Linked DNA regions of Homo sapiens: region 2 is linked to region 1. The links are chromatin loops, found by intact Hi-C in ENCODE. Cell type or tissue: testis. All regions are shown on one strand. Each heading gives the region's core, and the rest is flanking DNA. Links, peaks and the distances in the headings are about the cores only. Region 1 overlaps GHITM (growth hormone inducible transmembrane protein). Region 2 overlaps RGR (retinal G protein coupled receptor).

What was found. A loop is a pair of places that touch in the nucleus more often than their neighbours do. Peaks named below come from ENCODE experiments on the same cell type or tissue, not always from the same donor. Only the 100,000 strongest peaks of a DNase experiment are listed, where the experiment ranks them.
Region 2: a loop joins it to region 1, with 7 times the contacts of the local background. A loop is called at or near these places in 12 of 110 quality-filtered maps.

Annotation. Positions count from the first base shown.
Region 1 is chr10:84,151,070-84,154,105 of GRCh38, reverse strand. GHITM (growth hormone inducible transmembrane protein) reads right to left here. Exons shown (of 9, transcript NM_014394.3): 9 at 538-1,842. The coding sequence ends at 1,758. Among named protein-coding and RNA genes, the nearest start is that of GHITM, 13 kb to the right of the region's middle. In testis, for the core only: no CTCF peak of the experiment used is centred there; no DNase peak of the experiment used is centred there.
Region 2 is chr10:84,247,270-84,250,037 of GRCh38, reverse strand. It overlaps RGR (retinal G protein coupled receptor), which reads right to left. Exons shown (of 7, transcript NM_001012720.2): 2 at 2,291-2,447; 3 at 995-1,116. Among named protein-coding and RNA genes, the nearest start is that of RGR, 3.6 kb to the right of the region's middle. In testis, for the core only: no CTCF peak of the experiment used is centred there; a DNase peak (open chromatin) is centred at 1,077.

The DNA.
Region 1 (3,036 bases), core at 249-2,748:
TTCTAAAAGGTGACTAAGGAAAACAGGCACTTTAAGATCACACTGATATGGGTATCAGGATGGGGAGAAGAAAAATAGAAAATTGGCATTTACATTTTTACTAATAAAAAAAAGCATCAATAGCTAAGACTTATGTAATGCTTACTAAGTGCCTGCACGTTTAACCATAAACCTATAAGACAGGTTCCAATATATTCATTTTACAGGAGAGGAAACTGGGCACACAGAGGTTAAGTAATTTGCCCAAGGTCACATAAGAAATAAGAGTTGAGATTCAAATAGAGGTAGTCTAGCTACAAGTATCATGTACTTATCACACTGCACTATACTATACTGGCAAGAAACTAAGTTGCTTTCTTGAAGAAATCCCTATTCAAATGGCATGCATATGATTCACTTGGAAAAATTAGACTAATCAACATCTGGCTGAAACCTTTGTTTCAGAAATAAGCCTCCTATGTACTTTGAGATGATTAACAGTATTTCTGCATTACTGTAATAAACATTTGTCAAAAAGAGCAATCACCTCAGTCATCATACAGACTTCTTTCCCTTCATTAAAGACTTCTAAATATAACTCTTCTGTATCAAAGAACTTACAAATGTCTCAAGAAAGTAATGGTGTAGCAGTGTAAGAGAAGTAAAAGTCTGCTAGGGGAAACTAATGAAGCATTTTCCTCATTACACTTTTGGGTTGATATATTTCATTAAGACAGAACTAGTTCTGTTTTGCTTTGCTTTTTAGTGCTTAGTCTGAGAGGCAATGCGAGAAACCAAAAGTCTTAGGAGAAAAACTGCTTTCATAATTTCCAGTGTAAGCCACAAAGAAGCTTTTCTATAAAGGCTTGAAAGCTTGAAGAGGTGACAAGAGCAAGCTGTATTCAATTAGACAGTTCAATAAATATGCAAAAATAAAAAAACACTTAGCAATCATGAGTATACTGTTTGTATTCTGGAAAAAGCAACATATTTCATGCTTTGAATATTTTCTCTTGAGAATAGTTTTAAAGTTATTTCCTTTTGTAACATTCAAAAGTAAAACACACATATATAATTCCATCAAGGATTCTCTGTATGATTAACATTCTGTACAAGTCAAACATGACCACATCTATATTGGAAAGAGAGCACTGAGAAGCAACAGCAGGAGAATGCATCACCTGTGCCTGTTTCAGGATGAACAGTTTTGTTAAGTTCAGCAGATGAATGTAACAATGACCACTTGTTTCCAAATACCCAGATGTTTCTTACTGGCTCCTCACTAATCAATAACACAAGTGCTAAGTTCTAAGTATTTAAAAAAACAAAAGACTGCAGGTGACTCCTTCTCTCTGGTCCCTTTACCAAAGCTCCAAATCACTTATGACATTAATTACAATATTCTGCACTCCAAAAAAATATGCAAACACAGGTTTGCTAAATTTTAGTTACTCAGTGAACCTACTAAATTTTAAAGTAGAAAAAAGACTTACATTCTCATGACACAAACTTTAGTTTTCACATTCACCAAAACATTTTAAAATCACTCAAACATGAGAATTGAAAATGTGTGTGCTTATTTGGGAGAGGATTACTGCATTTATTCTCCAGAAAAAAAGGCAGACCTGAGGCATCACATTACCGGAACATTTAAATATGATGACATGTTTCTTATCTTCTAAACTTCAACGAAAGCTGCTTGTACAAACTATTTAATGCATATCTGCCCCATTAAACAAGATATTTGATGTAGCAGAGAAGCCAGAAGCTGAGTCACTTCATTTCTTTCTGTTGCCTCCAGTTGCCAGCATAGTTGCAACTCGCATAAATATATTTAATGTATCCATGTAGATACTCAGCATCCTAGAAAAGAAAATTATGCCCATTATATATGATGCAATTCTAATAGTGATGTTGAATTCTTAATATAGAAAAGAAGAAAAATACTATTTGTCTTAGTGATATAAAATGGAAATTAAAAATAAGATGTTTAACTGCCAACTAATGAAGTACTAGACTAGAAAATAGTTAAGGTCTTCCTTTTGGCAGACTCATCTTTTAAATGTTAAAGAGCAGTTTAAAAAAATCATTATTTTATTCTCTGACACTCTGCATATATCAACTTGCAAAGAAAACTAGGTGGCAGACAATGAAATAATCAAAACAAGACCAAAGAAACACCTTTATAAAAACCTGTTAGACACAAGTCTAGCATTTTTTAATATAAAAGACCCACTTCACCCCTCTAAAGAAAACTTCTACAAATCTGTAAGCTTTACAGTACAGCAACTTTTTCTTCCCCCTAAACCATTACATTAAGTTTTATTTTTAGATAAAATCAAATTACTTTAAAAAAATGTGACAGACACAATGAAACTCAAGAAAATTGTTTAAATAAAATAACCCACTTTGGTCGACTCCAAGAAAAAAGAAAAAAACATAATAACAATTAATACCAACTAAAGTTGCATATCTCTGAAACTAGACTCTTTATACTGAAGAGTTTCTAATTTCTAGAAGTATAAAATAGGCTTTTCTATTAAAAATTCCATGTCAATTATATACATTTTCCAATAAATAATACTTGATTAATACATTTCTTCAGTTTTAAAGTCTGCAAAATACACTACCAAAAAAATTAACTGAGCAGTAAGAGCACATTATTTATTGCACCCTGACACTGGCTCACAAAAATAGACAAAATATTCTGATAATGGAATGAATACCTAAGTATTACACTAAGTTGCAATAAAATCAAGAGGTTTTTTTGGATAGTTTACTAAAGAGAGAACAGACAAAACTGCAACAGAAGTAAAACAGGAAATCTGACAAAGCCATTGGTGTGGTTTGAGCTGTGACCCTCCTCTGCCCCCCAACAAAATATAATGAAATCCTAATCCCTGGTACACAGGAAGAGCACCATGTGAAGATGGAGACAGAGACTGGAATGATCCATCTACAAGCCAAGGAATGTCAAGGACTGCCAGCAGTAACAAGAAGCTGAGAGGCAGGGAACAGATTTTCCCTCAGGGCCCTCAGAAGTACAACTCTGCTAAC
Region 2 (2,768 bases), core at 1-2,500, 96 kb before region 1:
AAACAGGGTTCTAGATGGTCTCTGGTGAACAGGTTTTTATTTTAATTGTATTAAAATTATAAGAACATTAAACCTGTGATTTCCCAGATGTTGTTTAGAATGAGCTTGTAGCAGGTGTTTACATTTTAAAAAATGAGTCACTTTTAAGAAAAAAAAAATTAAGGAAAAATGGAGCAGTTTGTACACTGATATGGCCAATTATGAAGATGGTATTTGACAGTGCAGCTTGTGAAATCTAGAGCTGGACAGTTTTCATGAAGCCTCATGGAAGTGTGGGGTGCCAGGGCACATGCCCAGCTACACACACATACACACAGCCTCTCTGCGCCTGTCTGCAGAGTAGTGCCTGTCTGCAAGGGCATTTTCTGTATCCCTGATCTCATTTCATTTTCAAAATAAAACTGAGATTGGTTATTAAAATCATCTCAGCCGGGTACGGTGGCTCACGCCTGTAATCCCAGCACTTTGGGAGGCTGAGGTGGGTAGATCACGAGGTCAGGAGTTCAAGACCAGCCTAGCCAATATGGTGAAACCCCATCTCTACTAAAAATACAAAAATTAGCCAGGTGTGGTGGCACATGCCTGTAGTCCCAGCTACTCAGGAGGCTGAGGCAAAAGAATCACTTGAAACCAGAAGGCCGAGGTTGCAGTGAGCCGAGGTCACACCACTGCACTCCAGCCTGGGCAATAGAGCGATTCCGTCTCAAAAAGAAAAAGAAAATCATTTCGCAGAGGAGGAGACTAAGGTTCAGAGAGGATCCCTGACTTGCCCAAGGTTGCGGTAATGGCAAGAGAGGCCCAACAGCTCTCCTGCACACTCTCCCACCCTCCCTCCTTTCCTGAAATGAGTGCCTATGCATGCACACTCACACCTACCCACACTTCCCTGTACTGGGAAACACGGAGCAGTAGCTAGTTATGACTGCCCCTCCCTGCCTCTTATCCTCTCCACACTGCATCGGTGTCCCTCCACTCCAGGAGCCCAGATACATACGGGTGCAGTAGTGGTGATAACGCCCCCATGCGATGGCTGCACTGCTGCAGATGCTGGCCAACGCTGTCACAAAGCCCTGGAAGCCGTGAGCCTGGCAGCCGTCCGAGCCGTAGGGCCAGCGCCTGTGGGAGACACTGGGCACCAGTGACCTCTCCTCCGATCCTTTCCACCTCCCACACCTGCCAAGTACAGCTTGGAGTGTGTGTTCCTGAATGCTGCCCTTCTTCTCTGAAGAGGGCCTTAATATTGGTGTCTTTCCTATGAGGCGTTGGAGCTCAAGTAACTGGGCTGAAGGGGTGGAGCCCAATGCACACTCTCCAGGCTGGGTGACTTTGACTGCACCATGGTTGGGCCATAGGCTCTCTCTGCGTGATCAGATCCCTCTGTCACAGGAGAGCTCATGCCTGTATTTGATAGGTGGGGAAACTGACATTCAAAGAGGCAAAGATACTGAAGCCAAGGTCACACAGAAGATGAAGGCAAAGTCAGAGGGGAGATCCCAGGCCTCCCCAGCCTAAAAGGGCAAGCAAAGGTGGAAACTTCAATTCTCTGTGGGAGGAAGAGTTCTCACTGATGCAGACCCCCCAGGCTGGTCAGCACTGAGCATGCACATCCGGGGGGGCTCCAGCCTCCGTCTGTAGTGTCCAAAACCAGAATGAGAATGTCCAGTCTGCTTCAGAAAACAATTTTATAAACACCTTCTGAAGCTGTGATGGAAGACCCTGGTTTTTGTATAAGGAGGTATTAGACACTAGCTAGTTATGACTGCCCCTCCCTGCCTCTTATCCTCTCCACACTGCATCGGTGTCCCTCCACTCCAGGAGCCCAGATACATACGGGTGCAGTAGTGGTGATAACGCCCCCATTTGTGTTCACAAACACTTACGTAGAGTCCTAGGTATCAAGCATTATTTTAAGTTATTTACACATAATAGAAGTAAATACTTCCAACCACCTATATGAGTTAGGAAATAATATCCGATTTATGGAAGAAGCCCAGAACTAGAAATGCTGAAGCCAGAATGCAAACCTAGGTTGCTTGGTTACAGAACCCACACCATTGATCTCTACAGCCTACCATCTCTTTCATCAGGTTTCAGCAACCCCTGTCTTCCAGAAATCAGCTGTCGTTCTTCAGAATCAATCTGGAATTCAGCCCATTTTAGCCTGCCCACCCTCTGCCCTTGGCCAATTTTCTGTAAGTAGTAAAAATGCCCTTGGCCTGGCTGCCCAGGGCCCAGGGGTCAGGCCCCAGGCAGGACCCCAGAGCCTGTGGACTGGGGAGGGGGCTGGTACCGGAGAAGGCTGGATGTGGCTGCAACGAGGGCATTCAGGCTGATCCCACTGTCCGCAAGAGCCAAGCTCAGCACCAGTAGGTGGCAGGGAGTCCGCAGCTCCGGGGTCTTGCAGAAAGAGAAGATGGTCAGGGTATTGAGGCTGAGACCGGAGAGAGCTGAAAGGAAGGGTGGGGGCTGGCATTGGGGCTGCTGAGGCCCAGCTGGGGTCAGAACAGTGTGTGTGGGGTGGATGGAACATCAGCAACCTCCTGGACAGACAAGGAAGACAATCAATATAGGGTAGCATGCTTCATGCTATAACAGTCATAATCACTGACAGCTGCCAGGCACTTAGCACACACCAGGCACCAGGATAAGCACTTTATATGAGTCATCTCATTCAATCTTTACTTGGATACTCTCTTCTCCATTTATAGCTGGGAAACTGAGGCTCAGAGACACTAGCTAACTTGCCCTAAGTACACAGCTAGTAAGCG